2 separate regions of the Homo sapiens genome follow, and region 2 is linked to region 1. Evidence: read pairs that join two places in POLR2A ChIA-PET (ENCODE). Cell type or tissue: Caco-2. All regions are shown on one strand. Each heading gives the region's core, and the rest is flanking DNA. Links, peaks and the distances in the headings are about the cores only.

Region 1 (10,797 bases), core at 3,615-8,614:
TTCTAAGACTGTTGCTCAGTTTTGCAGCAGTAAAGTTATATGCGACACCCACGCAAAAGGTGCCCATGCCTCTTAATCATAACATTGACCATGATCTTGGCAATGGGCATATTCAATGGGTGAGTGTCCCAATTACCAAAAAGCCAGTCCCACATGACTTGCATACACAGTTTATCAGGTACTTCATCAGAGTGTTGCTTTTAACATTTATAGGGGGAGTTGGACAGCCTCACTTCTCAGAGTAAACATACCTCATAGTGCCTTTTATCCAGTCCACCAGGCTGGTTGTTTCTTCAGGAATAACCTGCTGTGTGTCTGTGTCAGATATAGCCATCTGTGATTGTTCCACAGTGAGCAGTGAGTCCTCTGTCAACCCAGACATGTTCTTTCATTCTGCAGCATTCAAAACCAAAGATACTGTCTCTAAATCAGTTACTCTCAGAATCCACTTAAGTAAGGGTTTTTCAGGAAGCTGATGATATTGATCTACAAATGCGACAACTCTTCCACACTATCCCCCCTGGTTTCAATAGTTTATTGGTTGTACCTTCCCCCTACACACACCAACTTCTTGGTGACCAGAGGTCTTAGAGGTACCCTTTGTTGTCTCCACATAATTCTACCCTTTGAGGGCAGCTTCAAGGCTAGTGGCCAAAGTTCAGACTGACCAAAATCTGAGTTTGGTTTAGCATCAAAGTCCATCCAGCACTCTTTTAATTTCACTTTAGCTATTACAGATATAACAAAAACCAAGGAGTTATATGTTCTGCACTTTTCCTATTCATTTACATTTCCTTACGCATCCAATGAACCAATTCCTCAGCAGTTAGATCCACCTCCAAATTCCATTTGTAACTAAATTTAGTCACTGATAACAGCACAGCTGTCATGCTGGTCCATATCATGGGTGACTACATGACCACCCAGGAATCAAAAGTTCTGTATCTCCCACCCTTTCATCCTTTCTCTTCCCAAACCACTTTTCCATTAGCTAGGACCATTCTAGTGAATCCTAAATTTTCTGACACTAAATAATCAGGGTCTTTCTAATCCCACTTCTGACACCAATATGAGCTGTTTTGACTCACAACAGTTCTGAAACCAAATGTGTGGTGTTTTTGTTTTTATGCCTCACAACCATTCTCTAACTCTTCAATCACCAACTGTGTGTCCTACAATTCAATTCAACTCTGACACTAATTACCCAGAGTTAGTGTCAGACTACACTGGTTTAAGGGCTCAGTCCCACAAGACTGCCCTCACTTCAGATGCCAGTCACAAGTTATTCAGGTTCCCAGGTTAACCATACTTCTGTCTGACTTGGCTACAAAGTCAAGGGCTTCCCACAACACCTCCTCCCTTATTTTATGTTCATTAATTTGCTAGAATAGCTCACAAAACTCTAAAACACACTTTACTTTCTATTACTGGTTTATTATAAAAAAGACAAATGAATAGGCCAATGAAGAGGGTGAACATAGGGTAAAGTCCGGAAGGATCCTGAGAGAAGCTTCTGTTCCCATGGAGTTGTGGTATGCCACACTCCTGGCATGTGGATGTATTCACCAACTCAGAAGCTCTCTGAATGCTATTGGTCAGGGGGTTTTATGGCAATTCCATTACATAAGCACAATTGATTAATTCACCATTGAAATTGACTCAATCTCTAGGATCTCTTTCTTTCCAGAGGTTGGGGATGGGGCTGAAAGTTCTAAGCTCCTAATCAAGTCTTAGTCTTTCTGAAGACCTGCCCCCATCCTGAAGCTATCTAGGGTACCACTAAGAATTGTCTCACTACAGCCGGGCGCGGTGGCTCACGCCTGTAATGCCAGCACTTTGGGAGGCCGAGGCGGGTAGATCACAAGGTCAGGAGATTGAGACCATCCTGGCTAACATGGTGAAACCCCGTCTCTACTAAAAATACAAAAAATTAGCCAGGCTTGGTGGCGGGCACCTGTAGTCCCAGCTACTCGGGAGGCTGAGGCAGGAGAATGGCGTGAACCTGGGAGGCGGAGCTTGCAGTGAGCCGAGATCGCACCACTTCACTCCAGCCTGGGTGACAGAGCGAGACTGTGTCTCAAAAAAAAAAAAAAAATTGTCTCACTAAAACAAAAGAGCCTCCTATCACCCTTGATATGAAATTCCAGAATTTTCTGTGATACCACATGGCCATTGCTTGTTTTGCTATATGTTAATGTCTTTCATAATAACTTCTGAGCTCTGTATATATTGGGGTATTAGCTCCTTGTCATATATTAAAAATATTTTTACTCTAGTTGTCCATTAACTTTATTTTTCATGACCCTTGCTGTACAAAAGCAGATTGTTTTCATCTTTAAGTGAATAAAACTATTACTGGTTTATTGTAAAAAGTAATATTAATTTTTATTTAAATCTTTCATCTAGCTAGAATTTTTTTTTTTTTTTTTTTGAGACTGAGTCTCGCTCTGTCACCCAGGCTGGAGTACAATAGCGCAATCTCGGCTCACTACAACCTCCGCCTCCCGGGTTCAAGCGATTCTCCTGTCTCAGCCTCCTAAGTAGCTGGGATTACAGGCATGCGCCACCACGCCTGGCTAATTTTTGCATTTTTAGTAGAGACAGGGTTTCACCACGTTGGTCTGGCTGGTCCCAAACTCCTGACCTCGTGATCCACCCGCCTCGGCCTCCCGAAGTGCTGGGATTATAGGCGTGAGCCACCACGCCGGGCAGAATTGTTTAATAAGATATACAGGCCAAGCATGGTGGCTCATGTGTGTAATCCCAGCACTTTGGGAGTCCAAGGTGGGCTGATCACTTGAGCCCAGGAGTTCAGGATGAGCCTGTGCAACATGGCAAAACCCCATCTCTATAATAAATACAAAAATTAGCCGGGCGTGGTGGTGCATGCCTGTAGTCCCAGCTACTTGGGAGGCCGAGGTGGGATCACCCGCGCCCAGGAGGCACAGGGTTCAGTAAGCCAAGATCGTGCCACTGCACTCCAGGCTGGGCGACAGAGCGAGACCCAGTCTCAAATAAATAAAAATAATAAAATATCCCATGGTATTCCTTAATAAATTTTAGTTTTCATTTATTGAATTACTTGTTGAATTATTTATTATTTTCCCATGCTGATTTGGAAGGGTACCATTATCATTTCTCTAAGACTTTGGTTTATTTCTGCAGTATTTCATTCTATTGATCTATTCTTGTGCCAGTAAAATACTCTATTGTTGCACTGCAAAACTTTTAGTATATACTAGGGCTAATCCTTCTGGGTTCCCTTGAATTTTTCTGGTGGTGTTGTGATTTTTTTATTGGACTTGCACTAGAGTCAGTGATATACAGAGAACTGGCCTCTTCAGGAGTCTTCCTATTCAAGAATGTGGTAAGTTTATCAATTTGTCTAAGTTTTGCCTCAGAAGGAGTTTTGCTGTGTTTATACAAGTCTCATTTATTCTTTTTGTTAGATGTTTCTTTTCTTTAGCTGAGTTTTTTTTTGCACCCATTATGTTTCTTAACTAGTAAATCTGGTGAGTTTTTCCCATTTATTTTCATTAAATAAAATAAGAGGTAAAATCACATAAAATAGCCATATTTGGTTCTGGTATTGTCATCTTATTGCATATTTGTGTGTGTGCGTTGCTGTTTCTTATACTTATCTTTAGTTTTGTGGGGAATTATTCTGTTTCTCTCTTTTTAAAAATTTTCTTCCCCAGCTCTGCTAACAGTATATTTGGAGACAAATACGTCTACCAGGTTACTGTTTTCTCTCTCAATTATGTAACAAACCTCTACTTTTTCTGTTTATCAACCAAAGAAAAGAAACTGGTTCTATTTGCTCAGCTCACAAAAGAGAAAATGAATTAGTGTATCTGTTCTCCTGCCATTCTACCCGATTTATCTCCATTTTCATTGGCCTATTTTGTCTACTATCATCTTTTTTAACATTATGTAGCCTTTCTTTCAATAATTATAATTGCTTTGTTGCCACAGTCACCATAGAGAATTAAGTGTATGTTTAATGAGATTTGCTTGCCATATCCTCTCACCCCAGAGTGGCTTACAGTATTCTCATTTTTTTGATGTGAAACTAGTTGGGATCTCTGGTAGTTCAACAACTGCTTGTATAGTCATGGGGTTGTCAATGCATTACTGGGAGAAGTTGTTATACTTTTCTGTTACTTACCAAGGATACATAAAGCATCTACCCACATATGAGGGGTTCACCGTGAATGTGCTATGGTGGTTACTGGCTGAAAGTCTGGGACAGGACAGCCACCTTTAAACCTGGACACAAGTTGAGCTGTTATAAAGCTGAAAGGCAAAAGCAAGAATTTAAATTTTCTACAGCAGCCTGGTTGGTGCCTGCCTTTTCCACATCAACAGTTTGGTACCTGAGTAAATGACAGTGAAGGAGGAGTGAGTAGGGGCTTGGAGCTTAACGAGGCTTATTGCTGCATTTGTGAGAAAGACCCATTTCTATGTATTCTTCACTCCACTTGCCTAGTGATCACCCCTTTCAGGTTTCTTCTAACAGTGACAACCTTGGGAATTTCAAACTAAATCTTCAGTATGATAAGGTTATGCAGGACTAAAAACTGGGTAGCAATAAATGGGCTTTAGAAAACAAAGCATGCAGGTTTTCCCAGGCACTTTCAACTAATGCAAACATATACAGTACAGAAAAGAGAAGATGTAACTTTTCTCTGAAAAAAAGGTTTATTGCATATGGAAATCAATAGATATCTTTTACAAAAAAAGGTTAGAATAAAGATCTCACATTTGTAAAGGCACATATGAAACATTTTATAGCAAGCACAAGGGCAGTGAGAACATCAACAAGGTCCAATATCTAAATAAGACTTTATAAAAACAGATAGGAAACAGTGCAAAAAATACTGTCAAAGTCAGTTCTATACACCTCATAACTGTGTATACAACTGGCAAGCATAAGCTTATTTACTGATATAAAATAGCACATAGAATAGCATGCATAGTTTTATTTTAGGCTTTTCATATTATTAAATTGATAGGGAGTCTATACCAAAGTACAGTTGACATGAATAGTGATAAAAATCACTCCCCAGCTTAGGGAATGTCCTATAAACATCTCACCCCTCCCTCTGCTTACAACTACAGTTTGGTAGTAAGGAGACTGGGCTTCCATCTTGCAAGGTGGCAAGCGGCCACCACAGGGGGCGAATGTGCTCTCAGGATCCCAAGTCCCAACCTGGAATGCATTTCTTACGGCAACAACATAAGAGATGGTGATTAAATGTCTGGGTCAGCCCACAAAAGCCAACCAGATCTGGCTATCACAGCCCTCCATTTGGGCTGTGGTGGAGGTCAGTGGGCTTCTATGGGCTGACGCAAGAACCTTAAGAACAAACCGGTTTCTAAGTTGGGGACTTGTCTGTACATCGTTTCAAAATGAAACCTAATAAATGTCATTTGTTTTGAATGATACCAAAATTCACAACATTTTGTGAAACAAAGATCAAGGAAAGCATCAAAATACTGAAGTAGGGAGCACAAGCCTAGTCCAGTGAAACAAACTAGATTAGCTTGTTACTTGATGTAACACAAGTTACATAAGGTTACACATTTATTAGTAATTTGCATATTTAAACCTTTTTTTCCACTGAAGTATCCTCAAGCACATTAATTAGCTATTGAAGGAACAAAGGACATACATAGGAACTCATCTCTGATGAAGAGTAGCTTTATGTCAGAAAGGAGAAGGCTAATGAATTTTTAAGATTCCAAACAGTGGCAAGAAAGTTCAAAGGAAATTGCAGTAAAATTGTACAATGTTCAAGTTGAAAAAAAAAATGGCTCTGAATTACAGCATTCAGTTCTATGCTCAAGGTATGTATTAGCTAACACTGCAGTTGTCAGAGGTGGGAGGCCCCTGAGAAATGCTGAGAATGCCAGGCACCCCAGTTCTGAGAGCCACCCTAGCTAAACTCAAAGCAGCATTCTTGAGATTTTAGCAAAAGGCTCCGCCCCAAGCCACAAAAAGATCCCAATCCAATCTTTTCAGCTTTATCCTCTAAAACCTTTTGTCAGATGAGATAGCATTTGTGTTTCCCAGGAGGAGAAGGTTGGGGAAGAAAATGAAGATAGCTTACATACAGATTTTGGATGACCCGCTAATCTTTCCCCTTCCTAGGTAAGTGAAAACAGATAAAATGTTTCTGGGCAGCCCAAAGGTTTACCACCTGTTTCACTAGAATGGCCAGTCTGTGTAAAGAGGCTATAATGACGAAAGCATTTTCCCTGCAGGGAGAAGCTAGAAACAAATGGGTCTTCCTATACATCAGTCTGCCAAATGCAGCCTCTCTCAATCTATATAAGTTCACCTCGAAATACATATTAAGTACTGCTGTCATCATTGTTTTAAACAGAGCGTCTTTCATTTTTTCTAATAGTGACTGATTCTATCGGCAAGGGAACAAAAGGGTGAGAAAGGGAGCTTCCTGCTTGCTGAGTTTTCTAGCTATTTTCATTCTGGTTATTTTCATCCGCCAGATCTTTTTTTTTTTTTTTTTTTTTTTTTGAGACAAAGTCTCACTCTGTTGCCCAGGCTGGAGTGCAGTGGCATGATCTCGGCTCACTGCAACCTCCACCTCCCGGGTTCAAGCAATTATCCTGCCTCAGCCTCCTGAGTAGCTGGGATTACAGGCATGTGCCACCATGCCTGGCTAATTTTTTTTTTTTTTTTTTTTTTTGTATTTTTAGTAGAGACGGGATTTCACCATGTTGGCCAGGCTGGTCTTGAACGCCTGACCTCAGGTGATCTGCCTGCCTCAGCCTCCCAAAGTGCTGGTTTGATTACAGGTGTGAGCCACCACATCTGGCCATTTGCCAGATCTTATTCTTTGAAACTATACAAGCAATTTTTAAAAAATTAAAATAAGATTTCCTAATTACATATTTCTGAGAGGTTTAAGGCAATGATTCTCTGACGAGGATTAACTCTTACATCTGGGTTGCACTCATAGGGTAGGTAAAGAAAAGAAAAAGTGTACTGTTGAGAGTTGATCCATAAAGCAGATGGGGAAATATGAAAAGGCAGCAGAGGCTGGGTGTAATCCCAGCACTTTGGGAGGCCGAGGGGGGTCATCACGAGGTCAGAGGTTTGAGACCAGTCTGGCCAACATGGCAAAACCCCGTCTCTACTAAAAATATAAAAATTAGCCGGGTGTGGTGGTGCACGCCTATAATCCCAGCTACTTTGGAGGCTGCACTCCAGCCTGCGCAACAGGAGTGAGACACGATCTCAAAAACTAAAAAAAAAAAAAAAAAGAAAAAGAAAAAAAAAAAGGCAGCAGACCCTAAGTGAACAAGGTGCTCATGGAATGAAGAGGGTGACAGCACACAACAGTCCCACCCGTTCCCCTGAACAAGACAAGGAACACCAAAGTCACTGCATGTACATCCCAGTTTTGTGGCCTGAATAGAAACATGACTTGCTCTAAAGGGGAATGTCCTCTGCAGCACCTCTGAGATCACAGGGGAGAAGAATCAAGAAATCCAAGAGCCGGGGCTGCTAACTCTGGGAGCCACATGGGTAAGCAGAATGCTCTGCTAACAAGCAAGGCAAGGAAAGGCTGCCAGCAGCAGGCGAGGGAAGATGGTGCTTTTGATCAGCAAATCCAGGCAAATATGATAAACCACACATCATAATCCATGACATTCATCAAGCTCTACCTCAACAGTGAAGACAGTTTAAAACTATGAGCTAGGGTGAAATAGACTCCAACACTGCTGCAGGCTTTCCCTAGCATGCCACTTGGTGGTTTCCATCACTCTGACATTACAGAAAGGGAGGCAGGGAGTAGGAGAGGCATTCCAGAGTTCAGAAAATTATTTGTGAAACAGAGAACTTTTGGATAGCAACTTCAGGACTGATGCAAAAATCCTTCCTCTCCCTCTTCCCATTTATAGAAACTTTTGAGCAAGTTTATGGCACTTCTGGGAAAGAATGATCCTGATGGCCCAAAGTGTGGCAGAAGGAGCAATGACTTTCCACACAAATGCTTGTCATATTCAGGCTGCCCAGTAGCTCCAGCCCTCCTGCCTTGTAACTCAATGTCCTTGAATTTATTTTTAAAATGGGAAGGCTAAAAACAAAGCTGCAAACGGTAGGAACTGATGCACATCCTCTTCTTTACTGTACCAAACAACAATCATTTTCCAGTCTATGAAATTGATGGATGCCAGACACTCAATGCTAGGCTCATGGACATTTTAATAGAGAATATCTTAGTTTGGCTTTGAGAAAGAAGATGCAGCTATATTAAGCTGAAAAGATAAGAAAGGTAGTCTACTGAATAAAAATACTTACCTATCTGAGTTTCTAACAGAAACACAAAAGCTGAGAGCAGGCTGGATAAAGGCTGAGTGTTGATGGCGCAAGCTGGTGGTCAAGTTTCACAGGGCCCCCTGAATAACACTGACTTCTGGACAACACATTTGAGGTGGCAGAATTTGATGAGATTTCCCCCACATTTCTCCCTGGCACGTTGCTGTTACTTTCAACAGACGCCATCTGTAAGGTCCTTTGCCCCAAAATGTCTTAGAAGCTTAAGTAAAGACAAGAACTATTTTGCTTCCTTGCTCAGCGTTCAAGAGAAGTATCAAATGCAGTTTAACATCTTACAGCTTTATTTCCACCCTATAGGGCCAACTAGTGTGCCAACCATAAGGCTGTAGGCCATTGGAGAATTTGTGTGGTTTCTACAGAAGACCCAAATTTCTCCATTTGGAAACCATGCTGGATGAGCTGTTGCTCTGCTCATGAAAAGAAATCACTAAATAAGAGCATGATGAGTGTCTCAAAACCATTGGCAATATAATAAAACACAGCAGCAGAATAATTGTTGGTAAAACATGGGAATGCTCAATTCCCTAAAAGGGCTACCCTAAGAGCCCAACAGTAATTATGTGGTGCTTCCGGAAATGTCTTACTCTAGGAGCTCCACAGAGTTATTTCTGACACTGAGTAAGAACACAGGTCTGACTCAATCCCATCCCTTGAATCTGTGCTCCCTGGCACACATCCTAGAATGCCCTGTACCCTCCATCCCCCCAACCCCCGCACCTCAAGGGATTGACAGATCTTCCCCAAACGAAAATCAGTAACGAAATAGTTGTCCTTTACCAAAGGGGGCAATCAAGGACCCTCTGAGAATACCAGAATCCATGGATGTTCAAGTCTTTTATATAAAATAGCACAGTATTTGCATATAACCTATGCACATCTCTTGCATACTTTAAATCATCTCTAGATTATTTACAATACCTAACTCAATGCCTACACATCACTTCATTTGTGTGAATTCAATGTAGTATTCAGCATGTGGCAAATTCAACTTTTGCTTTTTGGAACTTTGTGGGTTTCCCCTCTTCCCCAAATATTTTTCAATCTGTACTTGGTTGAATATAGGGATGTGGAACCCACAGATAGGGGTGGTCAACTGTACTCATCTTCACCATCGAATACACCATTAGATGGGGAAAGGGAGACTAGAAGGCACATTCTGCTTTTTGACAAAGGACACTTTTGGGACCCATACGTCACGTAACAAGTAGGCTGAGGTCAGCTAATACAGACTGTTCATCGGGAAAGGACAGCAGCTAAAAACTCCAGAGTGATATGCCTGATGGCCAATCCGGCTTAAGAGAAGCTGCAGTGCACTATCTACCTCTGCAACTTCCATGTCCCAGGAGATGGCCCATTCACCAAGTGATGCAAGGATCACTATGAGCAGGGCAGCACGTTCGTGAAAAGAGCTGGGCCACCCAGGGTATACCTTTTGTGTTCATTAGCACTGCTCTGGAGAAATGACATCTGGTGTTGGGACCCACAGTGTATCAGGGGGAAGATATAGGTGATCCATGCGAGTACTGTCTATTTGCAGAAAATATGGTCCATTATTGGAAATTTCATATGGGTCAATCTATATTAAGCTGGAAAAATAATCAGCTGGATGAAAAGGCCAGCCTGCTGTACCCACTGGAGTTTATAACTGAAAAGCACAAGCTGAAAGAAAGCAGGATAAAGGTTAAGTAGGTGTAAGCCATGGTCAAGTCCTACAAGGCCCACCCTCAGCAGTCTACAAAGACCCTCTCTTCAGGCTGATGAAAGAGGGGGCCAGAGATGGCCAAGTGACTCTTAGGAAAACAATGACAGTTTAGCTATAATTTTAAAAAGCGGTTCCTCTTCTCAATCTACAAAATTAAAAGTAAAATTCTCTCAATTTAAGCTCCTCAAAAGCTTACGATTCAAAATATTCCACATAGGTATTTTTACCTTCCCTGATCTTATTGTTTAGCTCCGACTGAATATTGCAGCTCATTCATCTTTACTCCTATGTAATCAATGTTTAACATCCTTTTTTCATGCAACTAAATCCTCCTTTACTTCCTATCTGGGGAAAGAAGTGCATACCAATGTCTATGCTATCTGTAAATGCTACCAGATACTCTTGCTAAAAGATGGTATATCCAGTATATCCTTAGAACCCAAGGAAACCTAAGAAACCTCAGCAGGACATTCCTCAGCTAAGCCAGCAGGCTCATCTCAAGGATGAAGACATCAAATTCAGCCCCCATGATTCAGGGACCACAGTAAACAAGGATGAATACCTCGGGTCAATGTATCCAAATGAGTGTGGATGAAAGAAACCAAACAGTTCAACTGGAAAACCTCGAAAACAGCGGCTGGAAAATGTTTGATGGCTTTGTTGTGAGATGGTAACTTTTTTTTCCTCCATTTTACATTTTCTCCCTTCAAATCCAAACTGCAGC
Region 2 (10,797 bases), core at 2,869-7,868, 160 kb before region 1:
ACAAGAAAGGTGTTAAAAAGTTGTAAGCAAGAGCATGATTTCATTTACATTTTAAGAAAATCTCTCTGAGTGTAGAAAGGATTTGGGGGAAAACAGATCAAAGCAAGGAGTCCAGTTAGAGCTGTGGCAGAAGTCTCGACACAGGAGGAGGATTTGGATGAGAGTACTGACAGAAAAGATTAAGTGAAGAAGGCAGATTCAATACCATTTTAATTGTTTGAAAGGCACAACATTTTATTGATTGGGTATGGGGTTCAGGGAGGTGTAAAAAATGTCACAGGCTTCTGGTATAAATAATTAGATTTTAAATGGTGCCATTCTCTGAAATGGGAGAAGGTTAGAAGATGAGCAGTTTAATTCTGAGACATTCAAATGGAAATGGTAAGCAGGCAAATAAATGCATAAGCCAGAGGGATCAAAGAAAAAGAAGAAAATAAAATTTAGAAGCCATCAGTATGGAAATGGTGTTTAATCCAGGAAGTGGATGAATTTGCCTAGGAAGAGAATGACTGAGTCATGGAGCAGAAGTAAAGCAGAGAAGAAGATTAATACACATGAAAGATAAAACCACAATGAAGGAATAGAGACTATGTGAGAGAGACAAAAAATGCCTGCTTAGTTTTTTGTGTTTTTGTTTTTTGTTATTTTGTTTGTTTGTTTTTGTTTTTGTTTTTTGAGTCTTGCTCTGTCCCTCAGACTGGAGTACACTGGCAAGATCTCGGCTCACTGCAACCTCCATCTCCCTGGTTCAAGTGACTCTCCTGCCTCAACCTCCCAAGTAGCTGGGATTATAGGCACCCGCCACCACACCCAGCTAATTTTTGTATTTTTAGTAGAAATGGGGTTTCACCACGTTGGCCAGGCTGGTCTCGAACTCCTGACCTCATGATCCACCCACCTCAGCCTCCCAAAATGCTGCGATTACAGGCATAAGCCACCGTGCCTGGCCGAATGCTTAGTTTTCAGTATTAATGATAGACATAAATCCTCAGATTTGAGAATCACAACCAACACCAAGCAAATAAAAAGAAATCTTCAACTAGACATATCATGATGAAACATCAAAGACAAAAAGAAAATCTTAAAAGCAACCAGATAAGAAGGGCAGCCCACTCACAAGGGAATGATAATTAGACAGAAATCATGCTTTTAACAACAACAATGGAAGCCAAAAAAATCAGTGGAACAATATCTTCCACAATGCAGAGGAGAAATAACTGTCAAGCTGTAATTGTAGATTTTGAGAAACTATTATTTAAGATTAAGGGCAAGATGAAGACATCTTCAGACCAACAAAAGTAAACATTCACAAATACCTAAGAAAATTATACAAAGTAACAATAATGAAGGGTGACTAACTCTGCTAGATACAAAACATACTATCAAGATACAGTAATTAAAACAGCAGGGCAAAGGCAAAAGATTAAGCACACACATAAATAGAGCAGACTATAGCACCAGAAATAACCCCAAAACATGAAGGAATGTAATTTCTAACGAAGTTAGCAACAAAATTCAGTGAGAAAAACATAGATCATTTAATACATTGTCAAGAAAGTTTTAAAAGGAATTAAGTTGGATCTCTACCATTTTACATCAAAAGTAAAATTCCAGATAGATCACAGATCTAGAGGTAAAAAATGAAGTATTAAAAATACTAAAAAAAAATGGGAAACTTTTTAAGATTTCAGAATGAGAAAGCTGAATTATGATCCAAACCTAGAAAGCATAAAAGAAAAATAATAAACTTGACTATGTAAAAATAGAAAGTTCCAGTTGGAAAAGAAACACCATAAATTACATAAAGAAAAAAACTACACCAGAAAAAAAAATCTTTGCAAGCCATATTCACTAATGTTGAAGTCTTTTTTTCCTTCTCACATTAAAAAAAAAAAAAGAAGAAGACTTTGTATTTCTGCTCTCTGGAAGATCCTTTCCCCGTTTTTTCTCAGTTTGAGTCAAAGCTCACCCTAGTTCATACCTACTCATTCTCCAAATGCCCACCTAATAATCACCCCCTTCACATCCTTTAGGAAGCCCTCCCTGACTCCCCCAAACTGTAGACCCTTCTAGGCACTCTCAGTGCATCCTCTGTTCATTTCAGAATGAGGGAGTGCAGTGGTGCGATCTCAGCTCACTGCAAGCTCCGCCTCCCGGGTTCGCGCCATTCTCCTGCCTCAGCCTCCAGAGTAGCTGGGACTACAGGCGCCCGCCACCATGCCCGGCTAATTTTTTGTATTTTTAGTAGAGACAGGGTTTCACTGTGTTAGCCAGAATGGTCTCGATCTCCTGACCTCGTGATCTGCCCGTCTCGGCCTCCCAGAGTGCTGGGATTACAGGCGTGAGCCACCGCGCGCCCGGCAGTGTTGAAGTCTTTGAGAGCCCTAACAAATGACAGCACTTTACCCTGTCTTAATTCTGGACAAACTGAGAAATTAAATAAAGGAGTGGAATCTAGAGGTCAAAACAATTTTATTTCTGGTTAAAATTTAGTTGTCATACATTGCTTAGTGAGAGAGCCAAATGGGTCTGCTAACAGGACCACAGATGAAGACAGGTGAGGAAAAGCACAAGACATGCCTGGGATACAACAGCTACACTGGGTTGCCGTCTTTGAACACAACAAGCTCATTCCTACCTCAGGGACTTCGTGCTTGTGGCTCCTTCTTTGGCTTATGAAATAACCTTTTGCTAGATATCCGTGGACTGGCTGCTTCTCATTATTCATACATATAAGCTCACCTGTGATCTCCTCGCAGAGACCTTAACTTAAAGTGGGCCACCCTATCCTCGCCACCATGATCACAATTGCAAATTATCTTATTTATTTACTTATTTGAATAGTTATGTCATGGCTAATTGTCTTCCATTAAAATATAAATTCCATTAGAACACAGGCCTGTCTTGCTGATCAGTTTGTCCCCAGAACAGTGCCTGACGCAGAGTAAATGTTCAATACATATTCACTGAATGAATGAGGGCTCCCCCTGAAATGAACAGAGGATGCACTGAGAGTGCCTAGAAGGGTCGACAGTTCGGGGGAGTCAGGGAGGGCTTCCTAAAGGATGTGAAGGGGGTGATTATTAGGTGGGAACTTGGAGAATGAGTAGGTATGAACTAGGGTGACCTTTGACTCAAACTGAGAAAAAACGGGGAAAGGACCTTCCAGAGAGCAGAAATACAAAGCCTTTTTTTTTTTTTTTAATCTGAGAAAGAAAATGGCCCTTTTGTTAGGGACAGAGCCCAGTAGTCCAACTCAGATTCAGAAGCAAAAGAGGAACAAAAGTTAAGGCTGGAAATGCAAGCCAGGGGTAAGATCATCAAGGAATTTTATGCCAAATTCAGGCATTTTGATTTTATCTTACGGGGAATAGGAAACTACTGAAGGAGTTAAGCTTGGAAGTAAATGATCAGATTTATGTTTTAAAATGGTGACATATCCCTAACACCTAATGCAGTCTGTGGCCAGAATAATTCCTCAAAAAAACCAGTAAATGAACTTTTTGTGGAGAATGGATTTGAGAGGAGCAATATTAGAGGCAGGTGGACCAGCAGGGAGGCTGCTGCAGCCACTCAGGTGAGAAATGATGACTGGCTTCTCCAAGTGCCCCTGGGGTGGTGGTGGACAGTATTGCTACATCCGCCTGCAAAGGTTGCTTCTCACCCTTCACCCCGATGGTCAAGACATGCAATCTTCACCCTGCAGGTATCTTCACGGTTTTTCAGAAGAGCAAAAGTCACCATCCTAATTCTACACTTTCAAAATGTCTCCCTGATTACCCCCTTTGCACTTAGGGAAATCACAAAGCAGAGAGCCTCCTCATCTAGAGGAAAGCATAGGGGTCCCTTGTCTCAGAATCATCAAAGTCTCTTTTTCAGATTTCTGCAACCCAACCATTAGCACAGCCTATGAGCACGTCCCTTCTTTCAAACAAAGGCGTGAAAAAGAAACGGCAACAACCACTCAAATGAATCTTTTGGCAAATGTACGGATTCTGATTTTTCCTCAAGGAGAAGGGCTCATTAAGTATAAGACCCTGCATTCAGCCCTGGCCCATATTTACTAAAAACTAAACTGGAAAAAAAAACTCTACAAAGCCAGCTCCAGAAAGAGAGAAGTCCATCCCATGTGGAACTACAATCCTGGAAATTGAATGTTTAATTCATAGAGTAAATTACAAGAGATTACTTGTACAAGTAGCTGCAATGTCCTTAAAATTATTCTTTAACTGAGGAAAAGTTTTTTGACCTTTGGAGAAAATGCTTGCTTCTAGCTATGACTAAAAAGAGATTTCCTTCTTTCTCTGTTGTGTTAAGAATCTTTTCTTCTTATAAAGAAGGCACCACAGTGATTTATAACTGTCATAAAAGCCTGGAATCCTTTTGAGGTTAAGCTACTCAGCTATTCAACTTTTACTACAGAAACTTTGAAATTCAAAAAGAAAAAATAATGTAAGTTTTTGAAGGACATGTGTTGCTGTAGGTGATCCTGTTAATTAAAAGTGATTGCCTGCTAGGAAATCATACTTTAAAAAGTTTCATGAATTTATTAGAACCCTGAAGGTATCTTTGTATGCACAGAGCTTTACATGCCATTTATGCAATTTTGTTTCAGATCTGCTTAAAGCCTTGCTGACACTCCCAGAGCAGCGAACAGCTCTGCTAGCATGCGTATGTGTTTTGGCTAATTGAATTATGTGAAAATACTTACTAATGAAGCGTTAGCAGAGGTGTTTGCTGTGTAGACTCCACGTCTAATTTCTTCTAAATTAGAAGCATCTTTTTTCAGCAGATTAATGTTTTAGGAAAGGCTGCTTTCTCATAGAAAAAAATAGCACATTGTCTAATATTGTGAGCCACTTTTGCCTGCTAAAAAGCTCTCTGCACACCTGATGTGCACATTGTATGTGACAAATCTAAAAAGCATTTTAAATAATAAATTTTTAAAATGCATTACTCTGGAAAGACCAATGATGTGTAATTATCCAATCACATTAATGAACAAATTATTAATCTTCTCTTAAAACATTTGGTGTTTTTCTCCCCCTTTAATACACTTTTAAGAATGATTGTGTTTGGTTTGGTTTGGGTTTAATGAGGATTATTCTTTAATGGTCCTATTTGGATTATTTTTCAGCGTGTCTATTTGGAAACATTACCTCGTAACATTTGCTGCTGTAATTCTGCGATCCCCTGACGCTGGTATTTGAGAAACACACTCTGGAAACGCTGTGGTTGTTTTTCACAGGAACCCAGGGAGCTATCAAAGTCGGAGAACGTGCCTCTGTTTGCAGGAGAGGTGGGCAGGCAGCGAGATCCCCGCGCACCGCTCGCTCGGGCTGCGGGCAGGCAGCAATCAGCTAATTGCCTAATCGGAGTGGGGAGCTGGTGCCCGCTCGCCGCGGTCGCCTCGCGGGTCACAGACAAGAGAGCGGCTTGTTTTCTCTCTGTCACATCGTCGTCTTGAACCGTGTGGTCTGTTGCAGGGGAAGGGGCCGAGCTGGAGGAGCGAGCGGGCGGGCGGCGCTTGGCACATCCCGAAGAACGCTGCCTCGGTTGCCTGCGAACGCTCAGGGCAGGCGCCAAGGGGGCTTCAGGGGGACAGGAGCCCGTGAGAAAACTTAGCTCGCCGCGCTCTGCTCAGCTCTACCCGGCTCCGCTCTCAGGCGTGTGCTCAGAACACACCGAGATCCTTTAGAAATAAATGTAATCGAGACTAATCTGGAAATCGTCCCTGCAGCCAAAACATCGGATGCTTATAAAATAGTTTGAGGGACAAGCGATGCAAAGCAATCGATGGGGGGGAAACGTTACATATATATGCATATATACACATATGCACACAGCACACGCACACAGTACACACACACAGCACACACCACACATACATATAAAGGTTGCATGTATACACACACAGTATATATGCTATACAATTACATACATAGGATATAAATTACACACATATGCTATAAAATTATATGTGTAAATGTTTGTATCTCCATGTATGTAATTTGTGTGACTAAAGAGAAAATTATTCTTTAACAAAAGATTAATATCTTTTAGAAGTGGTGTGATTCAGGTAGGACCATGAAGTCTGGCACAGAAAAGTTGCTCTTCAGTTTGGGGCTAGAGCTACCAATCCCAGACACTGCCACAGGTCTCAGTTTTCACTGTTTCCCCCTCAGGGAGAGCAGAGCGACTTCTACGAACCCCACACCCCTTATCTCCACTGCCTCCGAGAGTTCCCAGGCCAGCGGGCGTCTCCATTGCTGCCGTTTTCCATGGTTACACATCTATGCCATGTCATTTACACTTCAGTACATCCTTACCGCAATGCTTTTGCCTCCCTGGCTGGGGTTTTCCCATAAATCCCCATCTTTTATTTTTCTAGTACAGTTCTGTTTTCATATATTTTATAAAGGTACTAAGCCAGGGATCAAAAGAGTTCAGGTCAGATTTCCTATTCTGCCACACACTAGTCGTGGGTTCTTGTTTATGTCACTAACCTGCCGTCAGTCTCAGTTTCCAAATCTGTGAAGTGAGCCAAAAAAATACTTGTCCTCTCTACCTCACAAGGTAGTTGAAATGATCAAATGCAGACTGTCAGCCAGGAAAATGGGTCTGGCCTTGGGACACAGACTCTGAGGCTCTTGGGAAGCCGACTCTGAGATGGAGGTTAGCTTGCAGGTGTTTATTCGAGAGGTCTTGGAATCAACATCTAGGGAAAAGAAGGGAAGGGAAGCAGAAACGGGCAGAGGGAGAAGTTGAGTTGTGACCCAGTTTCGATGCCATCCTCAAGCCATCCTACTTGGAGCTCTGAAGCCAGAGTGACTCTTCAGAGTTGCTCCAAGTTGACATGAGGAGACCATACCTTTATCCTCCTATTTTGAGCCATTGGATTCAGGCTCTCCCAGGGAAGAGTTTCTTCTGCAGAGGCAATTCCCTAGAAGCAGATGACAGCCTGGGGTTTTCCAGCTAAAGAAATTGGTCCTCTCTTCCTAAAGGGGATGTGGGTGGCACCCATGTCAATATCCACCACACTGATCTTTTGCTTTTGCTTGTTTACTTTCTGGAATATGCTTGTTTACTTTCTGGAATATGCTAGGTGTGGACTGCCATTGCTGAGACTCGAACTTTACTTCCATAGCTTGCAGCTATGTAATACTCTGTCCACTCACCTACCCAGTCCAGGCTCCTGGACTCTAGCCCAAATCAGAGCCCAGGCCCTTTATGTACCCATTAAAGGAAGTCAGACACTACGAATCTTCCATGTTGCCTTAAGCAAAGTCACTCAACATCTCTTCAACTATAAAACAAGAATCTTCTTTCCAAACTAGCCTCAAAATAATTGGTTTCTATAATCAAACCAGGCAATGGGAACATATGCCATATGTGTGTGTGTTCATGTATGTGTTTTTGTGTCCATTTCATGTATGTATTCACTAAGTACATAGGTAGATGGATAGATGTGTCCCATAGCTTGGTTGAATTCTACAAAATAGTCCATGGTCTATCTGTACACCCATGTTTCATGTTTGTGTCTTTGGGGAACAGAGTCATTATCATGTAATAACTAATAGAATATTTACCAAGGATTTTTGATAAACATTATAGCATATGAGCTAAAGCCTAGTAGTCTAACTGGTATATAGCAGTTTCTCTAATAGATGTCAGTAACCTACTGTCTCACCTGCTAAACACTTTAAACCTATGTCTAGTACCAGTTTTCATTCATTCATCCAACAAGTATTGAATGCTTACTATATGTCAGACGCTGTCCCAGGCACCAAAGATGGGATTATAACTAATGCATAGTTCTTGCCCCAAGCAGCAATCAGATGCCTGAATGCAAATTCAAATACGATCATAAAAAGACAACATTAGGCTGTATACAGAATAACTGTCTTCTTTTTAATAATATGTTTTTAGTGATGTATCTCTTTAAAGATGCTCAATGTTTTTCATTCTAAGTCTAGGGAAATTGATTTTAATGTTTTTAACTTTTTTTTAATTGACTCATAATAATTGTACATATTTATGGGGTACATAGTGATGTTTTGATACATACAGTGTGCAGCAATCAAATCAAGGTAATTATCATATCTATCACCTCAAACATTTATCATTTATTTGTGTTAGGAACACCAAAAATTATCTCTTTTAGCTATTTGGAAGCATATAATAAACTATTGTTAACTATAGTCATCCCACTGTGCTATAGAACACTGGAACTTATTCCTCCTATCTAGCAGTAATTTTGTAGCATTTAATCAATCTCTCCGTCTCCCCCCTCCTCCAACACTTCCCAGCCTCTGAGAAGCGCTATTCTACTCTCTTCTTCCACGAGATCAACTTTTTTAGCTTCTATAAAGATGTTTAATTTTTCCTGTGAGGTTTATACAAACGTATATCTACAAAAAATATTTCCCACATACTTCCAAACGTAACAGCCAGTCAGCTACTTGACTCTGCATGGAAAACAAATCTTGCTCTCTTAATTCATTTTCCAAATTATTTTATGAGGTTGTATAATAAAAGTCCTTAGCTAATAATATCTTTATATTGTGTTTTACATTTTCAAAGTGTTTCCATATATATTAACAAATTCAAGCGTTACAAAAATCCTAGTAGGTAAACTGGGAAGTATTAAACCTATTACACTGAAAATGCACCCAAGGCACAGAGAAAGTTAAGTGATTAGCTAAGATTGCTTGGCTAATCCATTCAAACAAAATACAAAAACAAAACTAAATCTAGTACCCAGATCACTTTCCACTGAGAAGTTTGTATATATTAAGAGTTTTTCATAGTAACTAAATTTTTATGACCTCAGTCACACATGCTACCTCCTCTCCCCTTCCAAGAACCTGATAGCAAATCGCTCAGCTTGTCTGCAGCCAGTGTAGTTACTGGATAAAATGATTAGTGATTAGCGATAGGTATCAGTTTATATGAGTCACTGACTAAAGGGGACTACTATGAACTCAGAGTCTCAATCTGTCAACTCCCAGGATACAATTCAAATTCTATAATCTGGCTAACTTACTACTTGTTACTAATGGCTTAGAATTTTTTGAAATGATTTTATATTTTAAGGAGCATTTTAAAGTTCTCTTGTATATCTTGAAACATAATATCTCAGTAGACAGCAGGTAAGTAATTGCCCTTCAGTATCATCTCCTCTTGCCTTCAATGCTTGCTGCTCAGAAAGAGCACCATTATCTTATAACCTGATAAGAGGGCATTTCCAGAAAGAAATCAAGAGGCAGGAAGCCTGATTTTCAACAGTTGAGTGGACCCACTGCACTAAAACCGACGGAATTTGCCCTTGACCCATGCCTATGGTAGAAAGTGAATCCAGCCTGTAGCCTGTTAAGTGCATCAGAGGCCCAAGTGCCTGGGAGGTAGCCAGCAGGTGGGCAGTGGATGAGGGGGCTTCAGGGCCTTCTCCAGAAAGCTTTCTCATCATAAATTCACTTCCTCCCTTTACTTTAAATTACTCTGGCCTTCTCATATATAGTAACCACAAAATGCTCATACTAAAGTGGAAAATGGGAGAATAAAAATCAGGCAACAAAACTATATACACAAGGCTGAGTGTGGTGGCTCAAGCCCGTAGTTCCAGTGCTTTGGGAGGCCAAGGTGGGAGGATCGCTGAGGCCAGGAGTTTGAGACCAGCCTGGGCAACATAGCGAGACTCTGTCCCTACAAACAAATTTTAAAAATTAGCCAAGCGTGGTGGTGTGCACTTGTAATCCTAGCTACTTGGGAGGCCAAGGAGGAAGGATCACTTGAGCCTGGGGATTCTAAGTTTTTTTGCTTGAACCCAGGAGTTCTAAGTTTTAGTAAGCTATCATTGCCCTGCTGCACTCTAGCCTGGGTGACAGAACAAGACCCTGTCTCTGAAAAAAAAGAAGAAGGAAAAGAAAACTATATACACAGGCTTATTTATTTTCATAAGATAATTCACAAAATAGTGCTAAAGGAAAAGGCATGTGATATCTTTGATGTAATTTTGTCTTTATAGATGCAAATATTAATGATGTATACATACAGACCTAGATCTATACATGTACTCACAAAGAAAGATGCTGGAAGGCAAACCAGTAAAATTTACCATTATTTCTTTCTTAGGATTAGATGAATGGTATTTTTTAAGTTTTCTGTACTGAACATGGGTTATTTTTGATACTAGGAAAAAATGTTACTTGCAACAATAAATATAATTTTAAAATCTACCATATCAATGAGTATATGTCTTTTTAAAAAGACCAGAATTAGTTGTACAACAATGTGAATATACTTCACACTGCTGAATTGTACACTTAAATATGGTTAAGATGGTAAATTTTATATGATGCCTATTTTACCACAATTAATTTTTTTTAAAAAAAGATAAAGAGATTATGGTAAAGCACTCTTCCATGAATAAAGTTACAACATTGTTTTAAAGCCCAGAAATAATTACTTTAAAATGTCAAGTGATTGCTTTTCTTTTTTTATTTTAAAATTTTGTTCTCCCTTATCATTATCCACAAATGGTTTCTTTTCTTTTTCCTGGGGGGTAGATTGCTGCTAGTAGTTATTTTCATCTTTATTTATTAGATTTATTTATTTCTAAAATATTGTATAGGGTAATTATTACCCTTAAATTAAAAAAAATTCATTCCATGATTTCAAAAATACTAAATAAAAACAGTGACTGTTTGGTAATTTGTCCTTGTTGACATGTCGTTTTGTATTTATTTTTATGTTGTTTCATGTGCAGATTTTATTTTCTCAAGGGGACTGCAGATT

What was found. Peaks named below come from ENCODE experiments on the same cell type or tissue, not always from the same donor. Only the 100,000 strongest peaks of a DNase experiment are listed, where the experiment ranks them.
Region 2: POLR2A ChIA-PET joins it to region 1 with 6 read pairs; 2 of 35 experiments call an interaction of 5 or more read pairs at or near these places.

The regions. Positions count from the first base shown.
Region 1 is chr1:214,344,018-214,354,814 of GRCh38, forward strand. It overlaps PTPN14 (protein tyrosine phosphatase non-receptor type 14), which reads right to left. Exons shown (of 19, transcript NM_005401.5): 19 at 4,683-10,797. Among named protein-coding and RNA genes, the nearest start is that of SMYD2, 68 kb to the left of the region's middle. In Caco-2, for the core only: no CTCF peak of the experiment used is centred there; DNase peaks (open chromatin) are centred at 5,196 and 5,924.
Region 2 is chr1:214,181,954-214,192,750 of GRCh38, forward strand. No RefSeq gene overlaps it. Among named protein-coding and RNA genes, the nearest start is that of LINC02775, 75 kb to the left of the region's middle. In Caco-2, for the core only: no CTCF peak of the experiment used is centred there; no DNase peak of the experiment used is centred there; H3K4me3 peaks cover 931 bases.